Regions from separate parts of the Homo sapiens genome. Here region 1 is linked to region 2. A link is a contact called in ENCODE Hi-C data. All regions are on one chromosome and are shown on one strand. The core of a region is the stretch at or near the end of the contact, and the rest is flanking DNA. Distances in the headings are between cores, read along the strand shown. Region 1 overlaps PRDM16 (PR/SET domain 16). Region 2 overlaps PRDM16 (PR/SET domain 16).

Region 1 (5,634 bases), core at 140-2,639, 54 kb before region 2:
CATCGGTTCCTGGCCTGGGTACTTCAATCTCTCTATTTATGAAACAATAATGGAATTCTATTTAGTGCAGCGCGGAGTTCACTGCCTCTGATAAGTTTGCGTTCCAACGTTGCCCCTGGCCATCGCGCCTTCCTATTACCTCCTTGTCCCGGTTCACAGACGGATGAATCATCACCCAGATAGCAATACAACCTTTACCCACATATTATCATCAAAGCCGGCATTCACGGTGTTTTCAAAGGTTATGTGCTGACACACGGGTGGCCTGGGATGCGGTGCTGGTCCCGCTGACCTGGACAGGGTCTCGCTGCTTCTCAGGTGGAGAGGGAACCCCTGGGCTGCTTGGCTTTCTGTAGGCTTCACTGAGGGCCCCCTCGCCCCGACTTAGGATCCTCTACAGAGGCAGGTTCATTGCTGGTAACTCTGCCCAAATGTGCAGTTTTTCACTCAACACGTGTCTGAGCCCCGGCCAAGTGCCAGGAGCTGGGGTGGAATATAGGGTCAATAGGGTGCAGTCCCTGCCCTCATGGGCGATGTCCCTGTGAAAGGCACCTGGATGTGTTCCCTTGTCCTAGTAATTAACTGCAGAAAGACAGCCGAACTGAGGCTCCTCAAGAGTCCGAGGTCATGCCCGGAGCGGAGTGCCTCCGTGAGGGTCAACCCACAGAAGACAAACAGGAAAAGACCAGTGCCTCTTCCCCTCCTTCCACAGGGCTGCTCACGCTTCTTGGCTGCCGGAAACCCACCCAGGCCATTCGAAGATACAAGAGTTTCATCGCTTGGCAATGGGACTGGCCTCCTGAGCCCCCACCGATGTGCTGGTGGAGAACATTCAGCCTGGGCTCCCCATTCTTCCCTTCGCGCCAATTCCGTGACCCCTGTCTCCTGGGGCCACCTCCACCCCCAAACCTCCACCCCACAGGAAGGGAGGTGGGTTCCCTCGCTATCTGGCCCTTCCCTTCAGGAGAGCAGGCAGACCGTCCTTTCCCCTTCCGTCTGGACAAGCCACTCTCGTCTGGACAAGCCACTCTCATCCGGACAGCGCGGTCAAGAATGAAGGTCACGGTGCCGCTCACCAGGAGAACTCTTTTCAGCACTCGGGGGACGCTGCGGCCCCAGATAGAGGCGCAGCCAGGCGGAGAGCGACGGCTCAAGTGTGGTTTATCTCTCTGTGTTCTTTGCTTCTCTCTCGCTGGAGACACTGGGCGGAGGATCAAAGGCTGCGGGACAGAGCCGGACACCACTTTGATTCCCAGGGGCTAAAAATGAGCAGGTTTGGAAAGCCCGGGCCTGCCGTGCCCGCGTTATCACCTCGGCTCTGCTCTGGCTTTGCAGCATAATAAGACAAGTGTTGAGTAACAGGACTTGAGGCCGGGCCACGGCAGGTTCCTCCTGGCGACGGCATTGGACAGAACAGCTCAACCTGCTCTCCCCTCAATAAATCCGTCACGTGCCCAAGGTTGTCAGTGCAACCTTGAGAGGCCAGCATCCTGCCAAGGCCTGTGGGCCCAGAAAATCTGCCCTCTCCGCCAGCCTTGCTGAAGCGGCCATGCACCTTCCTGCGGGGTCCTGCGGCCAAGCCCAAAACACAAGATGTAAAGGCATCTTGAGGGTGCCAGGCACCGGGTAGGCCCCAAAGGAGCCCGGGAGAAGGCACCTGCTGTGTGGGGGGAGACAGGCCCAGGAGGGGCCCTGGGAGCCTCCCAGGTTGGTCTCGAGCAGTGGGAGGTGCACTGTTCCCTTCGAGGAGAGAAGCTGTTGGGACCAGCGTTCACCTGCTATGTCCAACCCAGTGGGTCTCAAACTGGAATGCAGCTCTCTTGCCGGGCATTTACACAGAACCCCCGTCTCCCCCAGTGCTGGGGTTCAGGGGACTTGCATTTCTAACAAGCTCCCCCGCACTGCCAAGAGCTGCCTTGACCCAACACGGGTGCTTCATAGCATTCAGACCTTATTTAAAATGGACATTGATGTGATTACTTAATAGGGAGCCCATGGCCTGGTGAGGCCCCTTCAAGAGGGGATGGGCAGGGGCGGGAGGAGTGTGGAGCTCTGAGTTCTGCGAGGCCTGTGGGCCCCTGGAGCTGGCCCTTCCATGTTTCAGCTGCTGGATCAGTGATGACAGCGGATGGTGTTTATTGGGGTATCTTCCAAAGGTCAGATGCCTTTCCTTGGCCTCCCTTAACCTGCAGACAACTCCATGGCAGCTACCTGGCCCCTGCGGTGCAGAGGAAGCAACACAGGGGCAGAAGGGGAAGAAGGGTGGGTCCCCCAGGGGTCCAGGTGGGGCCACTGTGAGCGCAGGTGTGTGTGATGCCCAGGCCTCTCTGGGTTCCCTGTTCCTGGGAACGCCCTGACTGGGGTCTCCTGGGCCTGGCTCTCTCCAGTCTCTGAGGCAGTGTTATTGCCACCCCGAGAGAGGCCGTGTGGGCTGCTCTCAGCTGTGCATCGTCCTGGTCCACGCCCTGCCTCATGACCTAAGTATCACATCAGGAAACTGCTACTCGTGTCTCCAAGGATTCCGGAAGCGGGTGGGGCCGGTGCTGCCTGGGCGATCCTCCTGCATCTCTCCTCCAAGCCGGAGACAAGGATGGCCTCTCCCAGGCCCCTGGAGTCAGGAGGCCAAGCCGCTCCTATCACATCGTAAGAAGGTTAATAAGGCCCCCGATGAATGATGAGTATGGATTTCTGCACCACTAATTTCCGTAACCATCACTCTTTGAAAGATACCTCGGGCCCCCAGTGCTCCGGGCCCTTCCCAAACAGAGCGGCATTATGTGGCCAAGTTCAGCTCGGCGTATCCCGTTTCAGGGATCTCGTAGGGCCTGCCTCGGGAAACTCTGCAATATTTTTGGATCCACAGCTCCCGGCTTGAGTTTCTTCCACTCCCTGCACGTCCCCCTGGAGCCCTGTTGTTTCCCTGGGTTGTGGGGACAGTGCTCCTTCAGCCAGCGCTGGCCGGCCTGGGCCCACCACTGCGTCCTGGGAGGGATCCTGCAGACGGAGCCGGAGCCACGGGGCTTCTTCAGTGATGCCACCTCTCGCTGTCCCAAGCATTCACCTCTGTCCTCAGCATGGGAGGGGCTGGCCAGACACAGGTTCCTTTGAGCTCAGAAATGCTAGGACACAGGGGCCTCAAGAGAAAAATCACCGCTTCGAACACAGCAGGTGGAGGCAGCAGGCTCTTTGGGGAACCGGCAAATTTCCCCCTCTCTGTGCCTCCTCATCTATAAGGTGGGGATACTGAGAGGCTCTCCTCTTCCAGCCATTTTGAGCATGGAAGGGGCGACACCTCTGAGGACCCCTGAGCCCTGTGGGCTGGCAGGCAGATCCCTCCCACCCCGTCGCTCCTTCCTTCCCATGTCTACTTCCAAATGCCTGGAAACCTGCCCACCTCAAGGGGAGCCCCTGTGCCGGGCCAGCCTTGGAGTCGTAGGGTGTGATACCCAGGAGAACAGCGCCCGGGTTTGTCACATCAGCATGACACATGCACTCTGTGAGTTTTCATTCAGGAAAAACACCCTGCGCTCACGAGCACACTTTTAAAGCCAGAAACCGCTCCACCAGGGGAGGCACAGCAGCAGGGGCAGCCCCAGGCAGGAGTGGGGTCCTGGCGCCTGGGGTGGGAGTGGGGTCTCGGTGCCCTGGAGGGATTGAGGTCTGGTGACTTGGATTGAGTGAGATCCTGGCACCCTGGAGGGAGTGGGGTCTGGTGACCGGGCAGGAGTGGGGTCTCGGTGCCCTGGAGGGAGTGGGGTCCTGACTCCTGGGTGGGAGCGGGGCCCCGGCCTTCTTTCCATCCTTTGCCCTGGAACTAGAGCCGACACCACAGGCATAGCAGCTGTGAAGGCCGTGGCTGTCCCATGTTCCATGGACACATCCGTGCTGTCCTGCCCCAGGGCCTTTGCCTGTGCCGTTCCCTCCCCTGGAAGGCCATCCTCGCTTCTGCCAGCAGCTCTGGGGCTCACCGTGGACCCGCCCAGCTCCTGACCTGCCCGCAGGCCTTGCTAATGTGTCTGTCTCCTCCTGCTGGGCTGTGGGCACTGGGACTGGGCTTCCTTCACCCAAGCCCCCAGCCCTGGCACAGGGTGGGCACCAGTGTGGGTGAGGAGGATGAAATGATTTCTGGAAGCACCAAACAAAAACAGCGTGGGGAAGCTGCAGGTGGGAACTCGCTGCAGGCAGGTACTTGTGAATTTGTCGACAGACACCCATCTGGCACCTGCAGGGGCTGCGTTCAGACTCCGGCGGGCATCGGGACACCAGAGAGCTTGCCCACCTGCAGATTTCCAAGCTGACCCCCTCCCTGCCAGCGCACCCAGGAATCTCTGGGGGCCTAGGCAGGGGGCTTGGGCCTCAGTCTCAGCAGCCCTGGTCCTCCCCACCTGTGACCTTATCAGGGGCCTTGCCCGTGGCCACACTGGTGGGTCTCCCTCCACGCAGAGGTGTTCCCACCTGAGCCCTGTAGCAGGGGCCGGGCGACAAGCACAGGAGGGAAAAGGCAGTGGGACCCCAGATGCAGCATCAGCCTCCTCCTCTGCAGGGCTTGGGGTCTTCGGCCAGGGGCTCATGGGCAGCCAGCCAAGTTCCCCTGCCCCTAGGCCCTGTGAGGAGGTGGTGAGCACGCAAGGATGGCAGGCCCCTGGTCTGCTCTTCCACTCTAGGGAACTTCTGAAGCTTCAAAGACCCAGGGGCAGCAGGCACTGGTCAATGTGGGAGGAGAACACCCAGGAGGCCCTACTTCCTCCCCCAGAAGGGGCAGCCTGGACCCTGCACATGACATTTGGCCCCTGCCCCTTCCAGGGATGTCTGCTCCCTGCTGCAAGGCAGGGAGGGCTGGCTGCCCCTCTGCCCTTCTTTGGCTCCTGCAGGGAGAGGCTGCCCCTCCTGGCTGCAGGACTTGGGTCTCTCTTATCTACACCTTGGAGGTTTGCATCTTTAGAGCCCCTGGGGTGGTGGGGGAGGGGCTATGGGTGGTGGTGGCCTCGGTCCCACCAGGACCCCTAGGTGAGCACAGGCATTGGTCCCCCGCTTGGGCTGGAGCTGGGCTGGGGGCCCACAGGACCCTTTTGCCACCACTCCTGGCCACAGGCTCAGGTCTCAACATCTGAGCGTTCCCAGCCAGGACCCTGGGATTCAGAAAAAGCAGGCTGGAGCCCTCAAGGTGAGGGCGTTCCCTTCCAGCCGTGGGACATAGAGCCCAGAGAAGGCCTTTGTCTGGAAACTGAGGTGGAGAGAGACAGAGCGGGGAGTGGGAAGGGTCCCAGCTGCCTGGCCTTGCCCCTGAGCCTGGGTCCACACAGGACACCCAGGGACCTCCTCACCGCAGGCCCCTAGGTCTCAGCTGCTTGTCCCAAGTGCTGGGCCTGGGGGCATGAGGGTCAGAGGCCAGCCTTCCACAGCCACAGCCTCCAGTGCTGGATTATCTGGCACCTCTGCCAGGCTAAGACCAGCTGGCTCCTTGGGCACTCTGTTTGTCATGCGCTGTGTGGACAGACTCCTATGGCCGGGCAGCTAGCTGGCCCTGCCTGACTTTAGGGGCCTTGCCTCCTTGTAGCCCCCATGGCCCTGGGCTTGGTCAGGGCCTCCGCCCACCCCTGAGCCCAGGGCTCTGCCTGTAACTCAGCAGTTTAC
Region 2 (5,149 bases), core at 2,443-4,942:
CAGGGCCTCCCCAGTCCTGCCTGCTTCGTGAGGCACGTCGAGGAGTGAGATGCTGTTTGTATCTCTCTGGCATTTGCGGCGGAGTCACAGGCACCTGTGCAGACACCACCAGCGAGAGGGCCCTGCCCTCCCCGCCCTGTCCTGCCAGTACCTGCTCACAAACCCACGTACCCACCCAGAGCCCACAGGGGCCTGGCGCTGGCCTGGGAGCATTTGGTGGCCTCTGGGCATTTTCCGGGAGGCTCCCTCCTGTTCCCAGTGGGAAAGTGCATGCCACGGCCCATTCAAGCCATTCCCAATGCAGGTGACACCCCCACGATCACTCCCAGGCAGGGTCAGCCCAGGAGCCCCCGTTAACACCACAACCTCACATTCGGAGGGGGCTAGCGTGACAGCCCTCCAGCCACCCACCGATGCCACCCTGGGCCTGCTGTGGCCTCAGATGCATAGCCTCTCAGGTGGGGGCCGCCCTCCCTCTGTCCACGCTGCTCTCTGCTGGGCGCCCACCGTTCCTGCTGTGGCCAGCTGCATTTTCACTTGCACTTTTGGTCGCCTGATCTTCCTGTCTCCCTGCCCTCCGAGCGTCCGGGTGGGATGGAATGCCCCCATAAACCCATCCGTCACGCCATGCGGAGGCCCTTCTTGCCTTTCTGGCGGAGTCTGACGTGGGCTTGGTCCGTGCGTGGGCTTGGCCAGCACTCCTGCTCCCCGGAGCTTGTCATCAGGTGGGGACGCAGAGACGGATGCTCCAACACCGGCCCCAATAGTTGAAGGCGTTACATGCGACGCACTGACCAGGAGGGCCCAGTCATACCGTGTGGCGTCAGGAGGTGGGACCTGGCCAGCCCCGGGGTGGTGGTGGGGGCAGCTGCCACAGCTGCTGGGCTCCCGGCTGTCTCTCTGGATCCTCTGGGCACGGGGCCTGGGCCCCCTTCGGGCTGAGGGTGTGGGCTGCTGAGGACTGTGGTCACCCCGGAGCCCAGCGTGGAACCACGGAAGAGCCGCACAGAGGCAGAGCCCCCCCAGCTGCCCTGCATCCCCGGAAGAGGAAACCGGCGCCCGATGGCAACAGAGAAAGAAGCGGCCTCCTGCAGGCAGGGCGCTGGGGCCTGAGCCGCGTTGCGGAACCGCCTGCCCCATCTCACCGCCCGCCTGGGCAGTTGGGAACACCACGGACTCCGCCCCTTCACCCGCTGCTGACCTCGGCTGGAAAAATGGCGGGACGCGCTCCCCGGCTCCCCCAGCCTCGCCTGAGCCGCCGCTCCGCTGAAAACCCTCTTTATTTTGCTAGCTGGGCCCTCAGCACACGCGCCGCTGGCTCCTCGATTGCTGGCAGCGGCCGCCGCGCTCTCAACCTCCCCGCACCCCGGCAGAAGTATTAGGTGTGTTTGATTAAGCGTTTTAGCCAAAAAAAGCGAGGTCTGACCTCTGGCGTTTAGCTGCTCTCACGGGTCCCAGCGCCAGGATTTAGCTAAGTGGGGTTGGTCAGAACCTCTTTTTTGACTCTTAAAATAAATACCCTCTGTTCTCCAAAAAGTCAGCAAAGAGGCCACGTACGCAGAGGCGCTTAGGGCTCTGGAGTTCTGGCGCCGCCCCAGGGGGGCTCAGCTTGCTGTTTGGTGCCACAAATGGATCCCAGAAGGTTTCTCTCCCGTCAAAATTATCTGTTATTAAAGTATCTGAGAACCTAACTAAGGAGGAAACCCAGAGTGAGCCCCGGCCACGGAGCTGCTTCCATACCAGCGGGAGGTGGACGGAGCCCGGTGCGGAGGAGGCTGAGGCCCATGAGGGACCCCAACACTCCGCTTTACCCACCCCTTGCTCTTGGCATTGAGAGCAAACCTTCTCTCTCTAACCTACTTCTCTTTTCTTTCTTCTTCTTCTTTTTCTGTTTTTTTTTTTTTTTTGAAACAGGTTGTCTCACCCAGGCTGGAGTGCAGTGGTGCAATCATGGCTCACTGCAGCCTCAGCCTCCTGAGCTCAAGCGATCCTCTCAACTCAGCCTCCTGAGTAGCTGGGACAACAAGCACACCACCATCCCGGCTAATTTGTTTTATTTTTTGTAGAGATGGGGTCTCACTATGTTGCCCAGGCTGGGACTCCTGGACTCCAGCAATCCTCCCAAAGTTCTGTGATTATAGATGTGAGCCATCATGCCCAGCTCGGCTCTAACTTTTCTTTCTTTTCTTTCTTCTCTTCTCTTCTCCTCCTCTCCTCTCCTCTCCTCTCCTCTCCTCTCCTCTCCTCTCCTCTCCTCTTCTCCTCTCCTCTCCTCTTCTCCTCTCCTCTTCTCTCTCTCTCCATCTTTCCTTCCTCTCTCTCTTTTCTTTTCTTTCTTTCTTTCTTCTTTACTTTTCTTCTCTCTCTCTCTCCCCGCCCACCCCCAGCCTCCAGGCTAGAGTGCAGTGGCTCTATCAGCTCACTGCAACCTCGACCTCCTGGGCTCAGGTGATCCTCCCACCTCTGCCTCCCAAATAGCTAGGATTAGAGGCATGCTCCACCATGTCTGGCTAATTTTTTGTATTTTTTGTAGAGACAGGGTCTCACTATGTTGTTCAGGCTGATTTCTAACTCCTGGGCTCAAGCAATTCTCCTGCCTTGGCCTCCCAAAGTGCTAGGATGACAGGCGTGAGCCACTGTGGCTGGTTCTAACCTACTTTTCTTTCTTGCCCATTTCTGAAGTAGCTTCGTTGGACCCAAAGATGTGGGTCTGAGTCTAGAACCTGCTAAAAGCTGATTCCAAGGCCTCTTCTCCTTGAAGAAGCCCCTATGGGTGGAGTCGGGGGGTCAGGGTTGTCTATGCAGGGCACCCAGGGGCATACAAATGGCAAGGCTGATGGAGCTGTCTACAACCTCCACATCCCATCCAGGCTCCAAGCCTCACTCTGCTCACTGCTGGGAGACTGTGGGGTCGAGGGGCTCAGGGTTCTGCTGGACACAGTCTGAGCAAAGGTCTTGGTGGTCAGCAGCTTCAGCTTCCATGCGGCCTACATGTTCAGCAGGGTTTTACACCCAACTAAACAGTGCCCCTGGCAGGGCTGGAAGCTGATGACCAGGCCACACTGAGCCTCCACATCTCAGGGTCATCTCACTCTCGGAGAGGAATGTCCACGGCCACCCACACATCCTCCCTTTCTGAGAAGATGGAGTTTTTAAAGAACAAATCTCATTCTTAATTTTCTTTTCCAAATGGAAGCCGTGGGTGCTGCCAATTTCCCTGGTGTAAATGTTGCATCAAGGTGATGGCAATGGTGAAGCCAGTCATAACAGCAGCGGGTCATTTTTTGGGGCCCTGCCACATGTGGGGGGCCTGTCCCAGGCACCGCAGACGCGGACCTCCTCCTCACAACCACATGTGGGAAGCAGGAACCAGCAACGCCCCTGCTGTGTAGACGGGAAACAGGGGCTGCAGAGTTGAGGTGACCGGGCAGATGTCGAGGAGCTGCTCAGGGCAGCGCCCGCACTCGAGTCTGGGCCTCCTGACTCCAGGAGTGTGCTCCGGCAGGACAGAGGCCTCCGGGTGGATGCCTCGGCAGGAAGAAGACACACGCCAGGCCCTTCCACCCGGGACTTGCACCTGAACCCCGGCCAGGACTCTCTCCACGGCCAAGCTCCCTCCGGCCGTGTGGGCTCCAGCAAAGCTGGGCGGCTTCCCGTTGGCAGCTCCCGCAAGAACCGTGAAAGGCGGTTAGTCGCCGGCCGCCCCGCCTCTGGCTCGCAGAGCAAAGACTGCACTGGTGTTGACACAAACCCTTGCGCTCTCAACCGGGAGTAGGATAATATTTATTTATTTTTTGCATTAAAAAAATCAGCTTGGCCGTGTTTGAGCTACAGAAATGATTTTTTTTAAAGCTCCTTGGACACTGCTTTTAGCTTTTATGCCTAAACAGTTACTTCTCAGTTCCTTCAAGTGAGATCCATCCAATGAATGGAGGCTCTCTCTTTACTCCTAAGAAAAATATTTACACAGTCAAGTACGGCACAGAAAAGGACCCTGGGCTCTGGAGAGCCCGTCCTGAAATGCACAGAGGTCTCTACGCCGCTGTTTACACTCCCAGCCACCACCTCCCTCACTCCTGCCCTCCGCATCCCCTGCCCCCACCACCAAAGGCCTTCCCAAGCCTCCCGCGTTGGGCCCTGTCATCAGGGGTTGGCCTGGGGTTCCGCATGAGAACCCCGCAGGGCTGTGCGACAGGAGGGAATGGCCCCTAAGCCCTACCTTCCAAACCCTCTTTGGCCAATGAGAGAAGCCAGGCCGCTCTGCTTCCAGGGCCCCGAGCAGGGAACAGCACTGGGATGCAGCATCTTCGCCCCCAACCCCATGGGACCCGAGCTCCAGGCAGGCAGCATCTCCGCTGACCTGGTGAGATGGGGCCTTGTGCTTTGCTCCGGCCACAAGCAGTCTGCTAGAGCCAGCAGACTTCAGTGCACGCCCAGTGATTTTCTCTCGACCTGCAGGGCTGCCACCGCCTGGCCCTGCCCCGCCCAGCCAGCAAGGCCTTGAAGACCCAAAATCTGGGCATGGCCTGCTTCTCTTTCTGATGTTCCAAGAACACTCTGTTCGCTGGCAGCCCCGCCTGTGAGTGCTGCCCCTTGGCCTGGACACACCGCCCGGGCGAGGCTGGCCCCGCGCGCATCTCCCTTCCTGTGAGATGATTGAATGGGCACTGCTCTTCCTCTCCCTGGCCCCCGGGAGCAGGCTCCACACCCCTTCATGTCCTCATTTCATAAGTGGTATTGAGCACCTTTGGTCTACACTGCCCCACGGAGAGTGCCTTGGAGACATTTAAAAAATACGGAAACAGTATTTAGTCCAGAATTCACTACTCTGGGGCAGACACAATGGGTAGGACCCACCCTGCCTTCCACAGCAACATCAACACGAGGAAGAGGAAAGATCTCCAAGTCTGGGAGCTGAGGTCCTCTTGGGGGTGGGGTCCCGAAGTGGGGGTGGGGAGCCCAGGAGGTGATGGGGCTGGGAGTGAGGCAGCATATGCACAAAGGTGTTAGCAGGGGGCAAATGAGCACCCCAGAGACGGAGGAGCCCTGGGGTTGGGAAGCCTGGGGGGAGCTCTGCCATGGCCCTTTGAGGACCAGGCTGAGGGATTTCACTCAGGCAGGGGCTCTCGGATGGAGGCAAGAAACAGAC

Evidence for each region. Hi-C counts contacts between places; a loop is a spot of excess contacts on that map.
Region 1: a loop to region 2 is called in a map of ectodermal cell, with 3 times the contacts of the local background. The contact joins two enhancer-like sites. A Hi-C loop is called at or near these places in 2 of 168 maps with a recorded cell type or tissue (dorsolateral prefrontal cortex and ectodermal cell).

Annotation. Positions count from the first base shown.
Region 1 is chr1:3,287,971-3,293,604 of GRCh38, reverse strand. All of the region lies in intron 3 of PRDM16 (PR/SET domain 16), which reads right to left. It overlaps LOC124903828 (collagen alpha-5(IV) chain-like), which reads right to left. Exons shown (of 2, transcript XM_047436627.1): 1 at 1-5,634. The coding sequence ends at 5,623. Among named protein-coding and RNA genes, the nearest start is that of MIR4251, 160 kb to the right of the region's middle. RefSeq lists an enhancer at 46-340. Within about 2 kb of position 1,389, at least 4 of the 41 ENCODE cell types and tissues checked have a DNase peak (open chromatin) inside an H3K27ac peak, as active enhancers do.
Region 2 is chr1:3,237,166-3,242,314 of GRCh38, reverse strand. The region is part of intron 2 of PRDM16 (PR/SET domain 16); the gene reads right to left. Among named protein-coding and RNA genes, the nearest start is that of MIR4251, 110 kb to the right of the region's middle. RefSeq lists an enhancer at 1,076-1,370. Within about 2 kb of position 3,692, at least 4 of the 41 ENCODE cell types and tissues checked have a DNase peak (open chromatin) inside an H3K27ac peak, as active enhancers do.